Linked DNA regions of Homo sapiens: region 2 is linked to region 1. The links are chromatin loops, found by intact Hi-C in ENCODE. Cell type or tissue: CD14-positive monocyte. All regions are shown on one strand. Links, peaks and the distances in the headings refer to the core of each region. The heading gives the core; the rest is flanking DNA. Region 1 overlaps ASH1L (ASH1 like histone lysine methyltransferase). Region 2 has its middle 8.7 kb from the start of ASH1L.

Evidence for each region. Peaks named below come from ENCODE experiments on the same cell type or tissue, not always from the same donor. Only the 100,000 strongest peaks of a DNase experiment are listed, where the experiment ranks them.
Region 2: a loop joins it to region 1, with 1.9 times the contacts of the local background. A loop is called at or near these places in 2 of 110 quality-filtered maps.

What each region holds. Positions count from the first base shown.
Region 1 is chr1:155,482,561-155,490,900 of GRCh38, forward strand. The region is part of intron 2 of ASH1L (ASH1 like histone lysine methyltransferase); the gene reads right to left. Among named protein-coding and RNA genes, the nearest start is that of ASH1L-AS1, 75 kb to the right of the region's middle. In CD14-positive monocyte, for the core only: no CTCF peak of the experiment used is centred there; a DNase peak (open chromatin) is centred at 3,591; H3K27ac peaks cover 1,110 bases.
Region 2 is chr1:155,567,371-155,575,710 of GRCh38, forward strand. It overlaps a transcript of MSTO1 not described here and the pseudogene LOC101929703. Among named protein-coding and RNA genes, the nearest start is that of ASH1L, 8.7 kb to the left of the region's middle. In CD14-positive monocyte, for the core only: no CTCF peak of the experiment used is centred there; a DNase peak (open chromatin) is centred at 3,041; H3K27ac peaks cover 997 bases.

The DNA of each region.
Region 1 (8,340 bases), core at 288-8,287:
CAGTGGTTTTTAAAAAACCTAATATTATACTTATGTCACAGTATGTTAGCTCATCTGCTGCTATACGAGAGGCTATCATGGTATATTATCTTTGTTGACTTTCAACACGATAAAACTATACATTAGAGGGTCTTTAGAAATATCCCTGATATTTTTGACATTTTTTAAATGGCAAATCAATAGTCTACTTTCATCTTACTTTTGACTGGGTAAATATAAATGAAGCATATGAAGTTACCATTTTTGAAAAGAAAATTATTTTTAGTTACAGTATCCTATGGTCGTCATCTAAAATAATAGTTTACTGCCTACCTCCTTCATTGACTTAAATGATTCTAAACCTATAGAAGACAATCCCTAACCTACTTCTACTCTTTTATAACTCATTCTCAATTATGGTCTTGAGTGAGCAGTAGAGCTCTCTCTTAATGTGGAATAGGAAAGACAATTTAAAAATTCATATTTTCATCAGAATGTGTTTTTATATAAAATCTTAGAATGGGAAGTAACATTTAAGTCATTTACCGTAAAATGCTAATTCATGAATCCTCACTATATACTCTAGAAATGAATTCACTACTTCACACAATAGTCTGTTTTACTTTTGGATAACCACTAAAGAGTTCTTCCTAAATATAAAATACTCAGAACTGAACAAATGTAAAGTTATACTGTGTTTGTGGATAGGAAGACATAAAGACGACAATTTTCCCTAAGCAAATTTATAAATTTAATGCAATCTCAATAAAAATACCAACAGATTTCTTTGGCATTTAGAAAAATTGATTGTGATGTTCAATGGGGAAAATAGATATGCAAGAATAGCTAGAAAAACCTAAAATGTAGAAAAGCCAGGGAATAACCATACCAAATATCATTTTTCAAAGCCCCAATCATTGAAACAGTACAGAAGTGACAAATGAAAAGACAAACAAACCAATGAAACAGGACAGAAAACATAAAACCAAATTCAAGCACGTATGAAAATGTACTGCATGGAAAACGCTACAATCTAGTTATAAACTAGAAAAATTCCATATGCATTTAACTACATCCTTTGACCCAGAAATCCTACTTTGAGGGTCTACCCAAGATACACTCTTAAAAATATAATGTCTGCACAAGGGTCCAAAATGCACCACTATTTTAATATAAAAAAAAAAAACCCTAAAAAAATCCAAACAATTATCTACAGAAAACTGGCTGAATAAAGTAAGGTACATCTGTACAATGGAATATTGAGAAATTGTCAACAAAAACAAAAGTAGGAGGAGTAGGAAGAGATATCAATATAGTGCTATGGAGTGATTTCCAGGATATATTATTAAATGAAAAAAAGCAAGGTTGAGAACAATGGTTATAATATGCTATGCTATGCTATGCCTTATACATATAATATACCTTCTGTATAAGAAAATGGGGATGAAGAATATGAATATATATATGCCTACCGATTATATTTTAAAATGGAATGAACCAAAGATTAGCGAAAATAGTGACTTATGGGAAAGTAAACAGGGTTAGAAACTAGACCCCTATGCATCTAACTTTATGGTTTTCAGTTTGGAAGTGTTTTACATAGTTATGAAACAAAGTTATATATAATAAAGGAAAGCATCCCAGATCTCCAAATATTAAAAGCAATAGGCCGGGCATGGTGGCTCACGCCTGTAATCCCAGCACTTTGGGAGGCTGAGGTGGGCAGATCGCCTGAGGTCAGGAGTTCGAGACCAGCTTGGCCAACATGGTGAAACCCCATCTCTACTAAAAATACAAAAATTAGCTGGGGCTGGTGGCACGTGCCTGTTATCTCAGCTACCGGGAGGCTGAGGCAGGAGAATCGCTTGAACCTGGGAGGCAGAGGTTGCAGTGAGCCGAGATTGCGCCACTGCACTCTAGCCTGGGCGAAAGAGCAAGACTCTGTCTCAAAAACAAACAAAAAAGAAATTCATCTATTCAATATATAGAAAATTAGTTATATAAGTATATGAAAAGTAATTATTTTGAATTACTATAAAACACAATATTGAGAATCTACATCCTAAATCTCAAAACATTACCCAAAAAACAAACAAACAAGCAAGCCAGCCAGGCGCAGTGGCTCATGCCTGTAATCCCACCACTTTTGGAGGCCGAGGTGGGCAGATCACCTGAGGTCAGGAGTTTGAGACCAGCCTGGCCAACATGGTGAAACCCCATCTCTACTAAAACTACAAATATCAGCCGGACGTGGTGGCGGGCGCCTGTAATCCCAGCTACTTGGGAGGCTAAGGTATGAGAATTGCTTGAACCTGGGAGGGGGAGGTTGCAGTGAGCCAAGATCGTACCACTGCACTTTAGCCTAGGTGACAGAGTGATGCTCTGTCTCAAAAAAAAAAAAAAACAAAAACAAAAACAAAAACAAAAACCAACCAACCACCCGGTGCAGTGGCTCATGCCTGTAATCCCAGCACTTTGTGAGGCCAAGACGGGTGGATCACCTGAGGTCAGGAGTTTGAGAGCAGTCGAACATGGTGAAACCCCATCTCTGGTAAAAATACAAAAAATTAGCTGGGCATGGTGGCGCATGCCTGTAGTCCCAGCTACTCAGCAGGCTGAAGCAGGAGAATCACTTGAACCTGGGACGGGGAGGTTGCAGTGAGCCAAGATAGCACCACTGTACTCCAGCCTGGGCGAAAGAGCGAGATTCCGTCTCAAAAAAAAAAAAAAACCCAAAACCAAATACCAAAGAACCTCTACCTCTCTATTTTTTATTTTTATTTTTATTTTTTTTTAAGAGATGGGGTCTTGCTCTGTCACCCAGGCTGGAGTGCAATGGCATAGTCATAGCTCACTGCAGCCTTGAATGCCTGGGCTTAAGCCATCCTCCCCCCGCTCAGCCTTCTGAGTAGTTGGGCTAACAGGCACAAGCCATCTTGCCCAGCAAAAGAAAGTGGTAAATTGCCCTCAGTGAGCATATTACTGGTAATACATATAGTAATTTTGAATTTAGACAGATAGATGACTAACAGATACATAGATAAAATAGGTAACCATGTGAATATCACTAGGAACCAAAATGTTAGAAGCAAAAAACGTACAACTATAAAATCAAAGAAGTAAAAGGCTATACTTTTAAGATAGAATTAAAAATATATGAAGTCTATCTACCTCTCTATCCATTAAAATGCCTACAAACATCGACAACCCATTAGCAATGAACACCTCAAGACCGTGGTCTCTAAAACCATTTCCCATTAAAATGAATCAGGGCTCCTGCAGAAATGACTGTTTCCAAATATTAGACAAGAAATATAAAAGATGATCCTAGTGACAGGTATCTAACTCTAGTATCTTCACTTTGAACTAGTCACTATGTTTTTGTATTAAATTTCCCATAATGAAATGTGTCTATTGAAAAAAAAAAAAAAGTTCTTCCTAAGAGTAAAGTGAAATATATTTTTTTGCAACTTTCAGTTACTGGTCCAAGTCTCACTTTCTAAAAATCACAGAGTAAGTCTAATTCCTCTTCTTCCCAATGGCTGTCAGACATTTGAACTCAACCAAAATATTTAACTTCCTGACTCAACAGTTTCACTTCTTTCTGGTCATTTTCTGATGCAAGTGTTTTAAGTTTGTAAATATCCCTCTTTACATGTGGCACCTTTAAATGAACACAATACATGTGGTACTTGATTGACTCAGAATAAAGGGAACTATCTCTTCTTTTGGACTGGACCTTATAATTTTGCCCAAGGGCAAACTGGCTTTGACAGTCTCATATACTCAGACTTATGTTAACTTGAAAATTAAATAAACCCCACACACTTTCTTCACATTATATTAAAGAATCCCGGGGAGGTGGGGAAGGTTAATGGGTACCAAAAATAAAAAAAAAAAAATAGAAAGAATGAATAAATAAGACCTACTGTTGACAGCACAACAGTGTGACTATAGTCAATAATCATTTAATTGTACATTTTGAAATAACTAAAAGAGTATAACTAGATGGTGTGCAACACAAAGGATAAATGCTTGAGGGGATGAATACCTCATTCTCTATGATGTGATTATTACACACTGCATGCCTGTATCAAAACATCTCATGTATCCCATAAATACACTATGTATCCACAAAAATTAAAAATGAAAAAACAATTCCCATTCATTACTTTTATACTTTTAAAAACAAATATTAAGCAGTTTGTTTTAAATATTTTTAAACATATTTATGCCTGAAAATGACACTTCCAATTTTAAAACTTATCCTTAAAAATGTGAACTATGATTACACGCAATACCATGTATTACAGTTTAAAAAAAAAAAAAGAAAAAAAAAGCTCTGGCTGGGCACAGTGGCTCACGCCTGTAATCCCAGCACTTTGGGAGGCTGATGCGGGCAGATCACTCAAAGTCAGGAGTTCAAGACCAGACTGACCAACAGGGAGAAACCCCGTCTGAAATGAAAATACAAAATTAGCCGGGTGTGGTAGCACATGCCTGTAATCCCAGCTACTCGGAAGGCTGAGGCAGGATAATCGCTTGAACCCAGGAGGCGGAGGTTGCAGTGAGCTGAGATCATGCCATTGCAGTCCAGCCAGGGCAACAAGGATGAAACTCCACCTCAAAAGCAAACAAACATACAAAAAGCCTCACGAACAACACTGAATTAATGGAGCCAGAAAAACAGAGTACCTATTCTGACTTCATTTATATAAAGACCACAAAGAGGAAAAATTTATTATGATATTAAAAATAAAAAAAATTATTACTCATGGTAAGGACAGTAATGAGAAAGAAGCCCAAGGGGTTCTTACTGGGTGCTAGCAATGTCATACTACTTTTTTATTTTTTTTAAGACAGGGTCTCACTCTGTGGCCCAGGCTGGAGTGCAGTGACCTGATTCTAACTTTGAACTTCTAAGCTTAAGTGATCCTCCCACCTCAGCCTCCCAAGTCTGGGACTGCAGGCACAAGCCACCATGTCTGGCTAATTTTTTTGTGTTGTTTTTTGTTTTTTGGTTTTTTTGTAGAGATGAGGTCTTGCTTTGTTGCCCAGGCTAATCTCGAACTCCGGGGCTCAAGTGATTTTCCCTCAGCTTCCCAAAGTGCTGGGATTACAGGGGTGAGCCACCGCACCTGGCAAACACATTTCTTAATCTGAATGTTGGTTGTCCCATATGGCTGAGTTCATGAAAATTCGCTGAGCTGTTACATTTATGATGGGTATTTTTCTATATGTATGTTATACTTAAATAGGAAGTTATTTTTTAAATTCTGTCTAAAAGTAAAGTAGAAACATATTCAGCTTCCTTAATTGGCTAATGAATGTGTTCAAGCCTGGTTTTTCACTTTTTTTTTTTTTTTGAAATGGAGTCTTGCCCTGTTGCCCAAGCAGGAGCGCAGTGGCGCCATCTCGGCTCACTGCAACCTCCGCCTCCCGGGTCCAAGCAATTCTCTGCCTCAGCCTCCTGAGTAGCTGGGATTACAGGAGCCCGCCAGCAGGCCCAGCTAATTTTTGAATTTTTAGTAAAGACGGGGTTTCACCATCTTGGCCAGGCTGGTCTTGAACTCCTGACCTCGTGATCCACCCGCCTCAGCCTCCCAAAGTGCTGGGATTACAGGCATGAGCCATTGTGCCTGGCCTGGTTTTTCACTTTTACCTGAAATAAATATCTGAGAGAAATTAAAAGCAGTTTAAAACAGAGTTCATATCCCACAGTAAATGGTCTATGACTAAATAAGGCACACAGATAATTTGATGTTGGTTTCAAAAATCTTTTCTTCCAAATCCTGATACTATATAAAATAAATGAATGAGACAACATTAAGATTTTGAAGCCGGGTACGGTGGCTCATGCCTGTAATCCCGGCACTTTGGGAGGCCGAGGTGGGCAGATCACGAGGTCAGGAGAGTGAGACCATCCTGGCCAACATGGTGAAACTCGCCTATACTAAAAATACAAAAAAAAAAAAAAAAAAAAAATTAGCAGGGTGGCGCATGCCTGTGGTCCCAGCTACTCAAGAGGCTGAGGCAGGAGAATCACTTGAACCCAGGAGGCGGAGGATGCAGTGAGCCGAGATCACACCACTGTACTCCAGCCTGGGCAACAGAGCAAGACTCTGTCACAAAAAAAAAAAAAAAAAAAAAAAAAAAAAGATTTTGAAAACTGTATTTGGTACTGATGATATTATCCTCTTACACTTGTAAGAACACTTTAAAATGACTGATAAGAGTTATCACTTTAAGAGAGCATATTATCAATTAGGCACTGAAAAAGATGCTGTATTAAAACATGATATTAAGCATGTAATTTTTTCCAACAGAAAAATAGCTTTAGTCCACATATAAAATACTCTCATTTAAAAAAAAGAACCAAAGTATAAATAATACCTTTCATGAATAAAGACTTTACATTTCAGATATTTTACCATATACATCAAAATAAACAAGTGTACATTCTTTTATACAAATGGAGCCAACAATGCTTGCTGTTTTGTAGCCCATTTGCTTTAAATGATATGACACCTTTATGTGTAAATAAGAGTTAGATGTTAAATTCAACAGTTTCACAATAGTTCATAATTCATAAAATCAACCACCTACTGACTGTAATTAAATAGTTTCTGGCTTTTTGTTACTATAAATAATATGTGGGCGCGGTGGCTCACACCTGTAATCCTAGCACTTTGGGAGGCCGAGGAGGGCAGAACATCAGGTCAGGAGTTTGAGACCAGCCTGATCAATATGGTGAAAACACCATCTCTACTAAAAATACAAAAAAATTAGCTGGGTGTGGTGGTGCGCACCTGTAATCCTAGCTACTCAGGAGGCTGAGGCAGGACAATCACTAGAACTCGGGAGGCAGAGGTTGCAGTGAGCCGAGATTGTGTCACTGTACTCCAGCCTGGGAGACAGACCGAGGCTCTGTCTCAAAAAAAAAAAAAAGGGCTGGGCACGGTGGCTCACACCTGTAATCCCAGCACTTTGTGAGGCCAAGGCAGGTGGATCACGAGGTCAGGAGATCAAGACCACAGTGAAACCCCGTCTTTACGAAAAATACAAAAAATTAGACGGGCATGGTGGCGGGTGCCTGTAGTCCCAGCTACTCGGGAGGCTGAGGCAGGAGAATGGTGTGAACCTGGGAGGCGGAGCTTGCGGTGAGCTGACATTGCACCACTGCACTCCAGCCTGGGCAACAGAGGGAGACACTGTCTCAAAAAAAATAAATAAATAAATGGGGAGACACTGTCTCAAAATAAATAAATAAATAAATAAATAAATAAATAAATAAATAACAATATGGTAAACATCCAATTGCATTTTTCTTTCCATACTTGTTCAATTACTTCCTTCAGGTAAATTTTTAAAGGTGAAAGTACAAAGCTGAAGGGCATATGCATTAGTTACACACTAGACAATGACATGTAAGACTTTTTTTTTTTTTGAGACGGAGTCTCGCTCTGTTGCCCAGGGTGGAGTGCAGTGGTGCCATCTCGGCTCACTGCAAACTCCGCCTCCCAGGTTCACACCACTCTCCTGCCTCAGCCTCCCAAGTAGCTGGGACTACGCCCGCCACCATGCCCGGCTGATTTTTTGTATTTTTAGTAGATATGGGGTTTCACCGTGTTAGCCAGGATGGTCTCGATCTCCTGACCTTGTGATCTGCCCACCTCGGCCTCCCAAAGTGCTGGGATTACAGGTGTGAGCCACCATGCCCGGCCAAAAAAGACTTTTTATTTCCAATTGTCAGTATGTAAGATGTCACAACCTTATATAAAGACATCCAGGGTTGGGCGTGGTGGCTCATGCCTGTAATCCTTGCACTTTGGAAGGCCAAGGTGGGTGGATAATTTGAGGTCAGGAGTTCCAGACCAGCTTGGCCAACATGGTGAAACCCCATCTCTACTAAAAATACAAAAAAAAAAAATCCAGCTGGAAGTGGCAGCACATACCTGTAATCCCAGCTTCTGAGGTAGGCTGAGGCAGAATTGCTTGAACCCAGGAGACGGAGATTGCAGTGAGCAAAGATCGCACCACGGCACTCCAGTATGGGCTACACAGCCAGACTACGTCACACACACACACACACACACACACACACATACACACACACTCTCTCTCTCTCTTTTTCTGGCCAGGCCTCGTGGCTCACACCTGTAATCCCAACACTTTGGGAAGCTGAGGCAGGAGGATTACTTGAACCTAAGAGTTTGAGACTACCCTGTGCAACACAGGGAGACCCCCTTCTCTACAAAAAATAAATCTCCAAAATTAGCTGGGCACAGTGGTGCATGCCTGTAGTTTCAGGTACATGGGAGGCTGAAGTGGAGAATGGCTTGAGCCAGGAGGTCAAGGCTG
Region 2 (8,340 bases), core at 1-8,000, 85 kb after region 1:
GCGCGATCTCCGCTCACTGCAAGCTCCGCCTAACGGGTTCACGCCATTCTCCTGCCTCAGCCTCCCGAGTAGCTGGGACTACAGGCGCCCGCCACTGCGCCCGGCTAATTTTTTTGTATTTTTAGTAGAGACGGGGTTTCACCGTGGTCTCGATCTCCTGACCTCGTGATCCGCCCGCCTCGGCCTCCCAAAGTGCTGGGATTACAGGCGTGAGCCACCGCGCCCGGCCTAATTTTTGTATTTTTAATAGAGACAGCGTTTCGCCATGTTGGCCAGGCTGGTCTTGAACTCCTGGCCTTAGGTGATCCACCCGTCTTGGCCTCCCAAGTTCCTGGGATTTAGGCATGAGCCACTGTGCCTCGCCAAGAGCCATTAAAAATATTGGCTGGGCGTGGTGGCTCATGCCTGTAACCCCACACTTTGGGAGGCCAAGGCAGGTGGATCACCTGATGCCAGAAGTTCGAGACCAGCCTGGCCAACATGATGAAACCCCGTCTCAACTAAAAATACAAAAAAATCAGCTGGGCATGGTGGTGGGCGCGTGTAATCCCACCTACTTTGGGAGGCTGAGGCAGGAGCATCACTTGAACCCAGCAGGTAGAGGTTGCAGTGAGCGGAGATTGCACCATTACACTCCTGCCTGGGCAACAAGAGCGAAACCCTGTCTGAACAAAAAAAAAAATTATTTATTTTATTTTATTTTATTTTATTTTATTTTATTTTTTTTGAGACGGAGTCTCACTCTATTGCCCAGGCTGGAGTGCAGTGTCACGATCTGGGCTCACTGCAACCTCCGCCTCTTGGGTTCAAGCGGTTCTCCTGCCTCATCCTCCCAAGTAGCTGGGATTACAGGTGCCCGCCACTGTGCCCAGCTAATTTTCGTAGTTTTAGTAGAGATGGGGTTTTACCATCTTGGCCAGGCTGGTCTTGAACTCCTGACCTTGTGATCCACCCACTTCAGCTTCCCAGAGTGCTGAGATTACAGGCATGAGCCACCGCGCCCAGCCAAAAAAAATTTTTATTTAAGACGGAAGAAATTTGAGATTTTTGTTTGGGTACAGGTTGAGTTTTTTTTGTTTGTTTTTTGAGATGCGGTCTCACTCTGTTGCCCAGGCTGGAGTGCAGTGGTGTGATCTCAGCTCACTGCAACTTCCGCCTCCCGGATTCAAGTGATTCTCCTGCTTCAGCCTCCTGAGTAGCTGGGATTACAGATGCTCGCCACCACACCTGACTAATTTTTTGTGTTTTTAGTAGAGACAGGATTTCACTATGTTGGCCAGGCTGGTCTCAAACTCCTGACCTTGTGATCCACCCGCCTCAGTCTCCCAAAGTGCTGGGATTACAGGCATGATCCACTGCACCCAGCCAGTTTTTTTGTTTTGTTTTGTTTTGTTTACGAAAATGTTTGGGAACAAAAATGTTTTGAATTTGAGATTTGAGCTACTGCCCCCGGCCTTTTTTTCTTTTTCTTTTTCTTTTTCTTTTTCTTTTTTTTTTTTGAGAAGGAGTCTCACTGTGTTGCCCAGGCTAGAATGCAGTGGTGCAGTCTTGGCTCACTGCAACCTGCATCTCCCGGGTTCAAGTGATTCTCCTCCTGCCTCAGCCTCCTGAGTAGCTGAGATTCCAGGCACCCACCACCATACCCAGCTAAGTTTTGTATTTTAGTAGAGCCGGGGTTTCAGCATGTTGGTCAGGCTGGTCTTGAACTCCTGACCTCAAATGTTCCACCTGCCTCGGCCTCCCAAGGGTTTTTTATTTTTATTTATTTATTTATTTATATTTTGAAACAGAGTCTTGCACTGTCACCCAGGCTGGAGTGCAGTAGCGCGATCTCAGCTCACTGCAAGTTCCACCTCCCGGGTTGAAGCCATTCTCCTGCCTCAGCCTCCTGAGTAGCTGGGACTACAGGCGCCCGCCACCACGCCCAGCTAATTTTTTGTATTTTTAGTGGAGACAGGGTTTCACCATGTTAGCCAGGGTGGTCTCGATCTCCTGACCTCATGATCCGCCCATCTCGGCCTCCCAAAGTGCTGGGATTACAGGCGTGAGCCACTGCGCCCGGTCTTTTTTTTTTTTTTTTTTTTTGAGACAGATTCTCGCACTGTCACCCAGGCTGGAGTGCAATGGCGCAATCTCAGCTCACTGCAACCTCCCCCTCCCGGGTTCAAGCAATTCTACTGCCGCAGCCTCCCGAGTAGCTGGGATTACAGGTGCCCGCCACCACGCCTGACTAATTTTTTGTATTTTTAGTACAGACAGGATTTCACTATGTTGGCCAGGCTGTTCTCAAACTCCTGGCCTTGTGATCTACCCTCCTCAATCTCCCAAAGTGCTGAGATTACAAGCATGATCCACTGCACCCGGCCAGTTGTTTTTTTTGGTTTTTTTGTTTTTTTAGGTTTTTTTTACGAAAATGTTTGGGAACAGAAATGTTGTGGATTTGAGATTTTGTTGGATTTTGGAATATTTGTATTATACCTACTGTTTGAACATCCCAAGTTTGAAAATCTGAAACCTTAAGTGTTAACATGAGCACCTTAATAAAGTTTGGACAGTATTTCTTTTATAAACAATATTATTGATATTGCTAACTATTAACATTAGAAATGAAAGTCGAGAAAGATAATTACCTGGAACGTTAGTACCCAGAAATACCCAATTGTGTTGGTATTTGTTTTAAGTTTTCATTTTTATGCATCTCCACCTCAGAACCATAATCTAAATTTACAGTTGAATTCATTTCAATACCTCAGTGGTGTACCATTGAGTCCTAAAATTCTAGAATGTTAATCCCAGTCATGTGTGTACACTAACATGCCTTTTTTGAAGTCTTTTGAAACCTATCAGATACAGTGTGGAGTCCATTTTGCTGAAGAGTATCTAGAATATCTGCTACCCTAAGAAGCAGTCATAGTCCCTTCCATAGTAGTTTAAGTTTTAAATTGTCCACTGTTCTGAGTAACGTGATGAAATTTTGCACCACCCTGTCCTGGATATGAATCAACATAACCACGCTGTACGTGCTCCCATTGGTCAGTCATTGACATCATCGGCTTTTGACATCCATCTGTGGACATCAGCATGACTCAGTGATTCAGGATCACCCTAAGATGATCCCCCTTCTTAGGTATAGTCAGAAGGTTGATATTAGCTACATCAGAATTCCTAAGTCATTCACTTTATCTTATCTTATAAGCGTTTTATCATCTCACTTCAACACAAGAAGGGTGAGCACGGTACTATGAGATATTTTGAGAATGAGCGAGACCATGTTCACATAACTTTTGTATGGTATATTGTTCCGTTTTCTTATTGGTTATTGCTGTTCATTTGTTACTGTGCCAGATTTATAAATTAAACTTGATTATAGGTATATACCTATAGGAAAAAACTGTGTGTGTGTGTTTGTGTGTGTGTTTATTTATTTAGTGATCAGTACTCTGTATGGTTTCAGGCATCCCCTGGGAATCCTGCAGTGGGATCTCCCGAGGATAAGGGTGGACTACTGTATTTCCTTCCTTCTTGCTTTCTTCATTGCAGAAGAGCTAATGCAGCTTTAAAAGCTGGGGAGCTTTAAAAAGTGTATATTGTATCATCACTTGCACTGTTATCAGAATTGTAAACCACATGCATTATTTCTAGCAAAAACACCTATAGCTACAAGACTGAGGTTGGCCGGACACAATGCTCACATGTATAATCCCAGCACTTTATGGGAGGCCAAAGTGGGAGAATTGCTTCAGGCCAGGAGCTGAAGACCAGCCTGGCAACATAGCCCCATCTCTATAAAAAAGTAAAAATTAGCCAGTCATGGTGGTACATGCCTATAGTCCAAGCTTGTCGAACCTGTGGCCCATGGGCTGCATACAACCCAGGACGGCTTTGAATAGGGCCCAACACAAATTGATAAACTTTCTTAAAACATTAAGAGCCTTTTTTTTCTGTGATTTCATTGTTGTTGTTGCTATTTTAGCTCATCAGCTGTTGTTAGTGTTGGTGTGTTTTATGTGTGGCTCAAGACAATTCTTTCGACGTGGCCCAGGAAAGCCAAGATTGGACACCCCTGCTGTAGTCCAAGCTCCTCAGGAGGCTGAAGGGAGAGGATCACTTGAGCCCAGGAGTTCAAGACTGCAGTGAGCGATGATACCACTGCACTCAAGCCTTGGAGACTGCAGGAGACCCTATCTCAAACAAAAACCTTAGAGCTTGGAGAAGTTAGCACTGTTGAAGTTTGTGATAATCAGTAAATTTCAGAACTCTTTTACTTTTATAGCTCTAACATTGCTCTAGGAATCCAAACCTGGGGAGATAGATATTATTAAGATGAGAAAATACAGCATAAGGAATTCTGCTTTTTCTCTCTGAAATTATGAAAACAATGAAATTACTCTTTGTGGCTTGGCATGGTGGCTTACGCCTGTAATCCCAGCACTTTGGGAGGCCGAGGAGGGCAGATCACTTGAGGTCAGGAGGTCAGCCTGGCCAACATGGTGAAACCTCATCTCTACTAAAAATACAAAAATTAGTCGGATGTGGTGGCAGACACCTATAATCCCAGCTTCTTGGGAGGCTGAGGCAGGAGAATCATTTGAACCCAGGAGGCGGAGGTTGCAGTGAGCCAAGATTGCGCCACTGCACTGCAGCCTGGGCGACAGAGTGAGACTCTTGTCTCAAAAAAAAAAAAAAAAAGAAATTAGTCTTTGTGAGCCAAACTTTTCCTATGGGACTTGGGATTTAGGACAATCTCAACCTCAACACTGTTGACATTTGGGGATGGATCATTCTTTGTTGTGGGGGACTCCCTGTGCATTGTAGACTTTAGCAACATACCTGGCCTCTACTCACTCGATGCCAATAGCATCCTCCCTTCCCTCCCTCAGCTGTGACAACCAAAATGCCTCCAAACATTCATTGTCAAATGTTGGGGGAGGGGACAAAATCCCCCTGGTAGAGAACTACTAATTTAGAGAAAGAATTACTGATCATGAGGAATCAGTCTGGGTTTAGTACAAAAGAAAGTCATGACAGACAAATATATCCTTCTTGTTAGAATTCCTGGAATGGCCGGGTGCGGTGGCTCACGCCTGTAATCCCAGCACTTTGAGAGGACAGGCTGGTGGATCACGAAGTCAGGAGTTCAAGACCATCCTGGCCAAGATGGTGAAACCCCGTCTCTACTAAAAATACAAAACTTAACCAGCCATGGTTTCGGGCACCTGTAATCCCAAGCTACTCGGGAGGCTGAGGCAGAGAATTGCTTGAACCCGGGAGATGGAGAATTTTTTTTTCTTTTTTTTGAGATGGAGTTTCGCTCTTGTTGCCCAGGCTGGAGTGCAATGGCATGATCTCGGTTTGCTGCAACCTCCGCCTCCTGGGTTCAAGCGATTCTCCCACCTCAGCCTCCCAAGTAACTGGGTTTGCAGGCATGCGCCACCACGTCTGGCTAATTTTGTATTTTTAGTAGAGATGGGGTTTCTCCATGTTGGTCAGGCTGGTCTCGAACTCCCGACCTCAGGCGATCCACCCGCCCTGGCCTCCCAAAGTGCTCAGATGACAGGTGTGAGCCACTGCGCCAGTCAAAAAAAAGAATTCTTAGAATGGTAGATCAAATTCCATTATTGGTATGTCCTCATTAAAGTTAGGCATTTGATAATCTCGCACAGTGGCTTTTTGGAGAAATGTATACTGAATGTTTAATTGGTTGAATAACCATACCCAAAGGCTACATGTTAGCAAAATGGGTTGAAGTTCCCTTAACCATGGACATACAGGCAGTGGTTATCACTCTTGGCTGCACATTGGAATAAGCTGGGGAGCTTTAAAAATATTGATGCCTGGGTCACTATCAGAGGCTGATTTAATTGATCTGAGGCACACTCTGGGTATCAGAATTTTTAAACTATACCCAAGTGGGCCAGACAGTGGCTCACATCTATAATCCCAGCACTTTGAGAGGCCAAGGCAGGTGGATCGCTTGAGCCCAAGAGTTTGAGAGCAACCTGGGCAACATAATGAGATCCTTTCTCTACAAAAAAGATAGAAAAATTAGCTGGGAATGGTGGCACACGCCTGTAATGCCAGCAGTTGAGAGGCCAAGGTAGACAGATCGCTTGAGCTCAGGAGTTTGAAACTAGCCTGGACCACATGGCGAAACCCTGTCCCTACGGAAAAAAAAAATACGAACTGACCAGGCGCAGTGGCTCACGCCTGTAATCCCAGCACTTTGGGATGGTGAAACTGGCTGATCACCTAAGGTCAGGAGTTTGAGACCAGCCTGGCCAACATGGTGAAACCCTGACTCTACTAAAAATACAAAAATTAGCTGGGCGTGGTGGCAGGTGCCTGTAATCCCAGCTACTAGGGATGCTGAGGCAGGAGACTTGCTTGAAACCAGGAGACAGAGGTTACAGTGAGCCGAGATCACGCTATTGCACTCCAGCCTGGGTGACAAAAGCAAAACTCCATCTCACAAAAAAAAAAAAAAAAAAATTACAAACTGTACCCAGGCTATGCTAGGCAATCGTATCCTGTTAAATAGTTGTATCAATGACTTGAATGAGATCGATGTGGATATATTTTTCAAATTTATACCTTTTGCAAAATTTTTAAAGGGTGGGTAATATGTTGGTGACAGATTTTAAAAAACAAAAAGATCTTCAGATGTGGAATCTTCTGTTGGATCTTATAACAAAAAGAAGACATTAGGCTGGGTGCAGTGGCTCACGCCTGTAATCCCAGCACTTTTAGGAGGCAGAGGCAGGCATATCGCTTGAGCCCAGGAGTTGAAGACCAGCCTGGACAACATGGTGAAACCCCATCTCAACAAAAAACACAAAAATTAGCCAAGTGTAGTGGCATATGCCTGTAGTCCAAGCTACTTGAGAGGCTGAAGTCCAAGGATTGAGGTGGAGATTACAATGAGCCAAGATCACGTCATCACACTGCAGCCTAGGTGACAGAGCAAGACCTTGTCTCAAAAAAAGAAAAAGACATAGCAGAAAAGCTGAGGAAATCCAAATAAAATCTGTAGTTTAGTAAATAGTATTGTTCCAACTTTAATTTCTTAATTTTGATAACTGTCCTATAGTTGTATATATATATATAGACATATATATAACATTAAGGAAAGCTGAATGAAGAGTGTACGAAAGCTCTTCGTACTACGTTTGCAACTCATCTGTAAGTTTACATTGGTTTGTTTGTTTGCTTGCTTTCAAATAGGACCTCACTCTGTTACCCAGGCTGGAGTGCAGTGGTGCAATCCTAGCTCACTGCAACCTCTAGCTTCTTGACTCAAGGGATCCTCCTGCCTCAGCCTCCTGAGCAGCCAGAACTACAGGCACAGGCAACTATGTTCAGCTAATTTTTTTTATTAGTAGTAGAGATAAGGTTTTCCTATGTTGCCCAGGCTGGTCTCGAACTCCTGGTCTCCGAAAGTGCTGGGATTACAGGCCTGAGCCACCGTGCACAGCCTCCACTATCTAATTTTAGAACTTTTTCTTTTTTTTTTTTTTTTTTGAGACGGAGTCTCCTGTTGCCAGGTTGGAGTGCAGTGGCACTATTTCGGCTCACTGCAACCTCCACCTCCCGGGTTCAAGCGATTCTCCTGCCTCAACCTCCCGATTAGCTGGGATTACAGGCATGCGCCGCCATGCCCAGCTAATTTTTGTATTTTTAGTAGAGACGGAGTTTTGCCATGTTGACCAGGCTGCTCTCAAATTCCTGACCTCGGGTGATTCACTCGCCTCAGCTTCCTAAAGTGCTGGGATTACAGGTGTGAGCCACCATGCCAGGCTAATACTTGTACTTTCTATGAGTAAAAATAAATGAGTTCTTTGACCCTCAAAAAAAAAAAGAGAGAGAGAGAATCCCAGTTTTTCCAGATCCTGTCCAACACATATCATTGTCAGTTCTTTTGATTTGAGCCATCCTAGTGGGTGTGAAGTGGTATCTCATTGTGGTTTTTATTTGCATTTTCTAGATGACTAATAATGTTGAGCATTTTTCATGTGCTTATTGGCCATTTGTATAACTTTTATACTTTGGAGAAATGCCTGCTCAAATCTTTTGCCTTTTTTTTTCTTAATTTGAGTCAGGGTCTCACTCTGTTGCCCCCGGCTGGAGTGCAGTGGTGCAATCACGGCTCACTGCAGCCTCAGCCTCCCAGACCCAGGTGATCCTCCCCGCTCAGCCCCCCAAATAGCTGGGTCCACAGTGGCACGCCACCGCACCTGGCTAATTTTTTAAATTTTTTGTAGAGAGCAGGTCTCATTATGTTACCCAGGCTGGTCTCAAACTCCTGGGCATAAGCAATCCTTCTGCCTCAGCCTCACAAAGTGC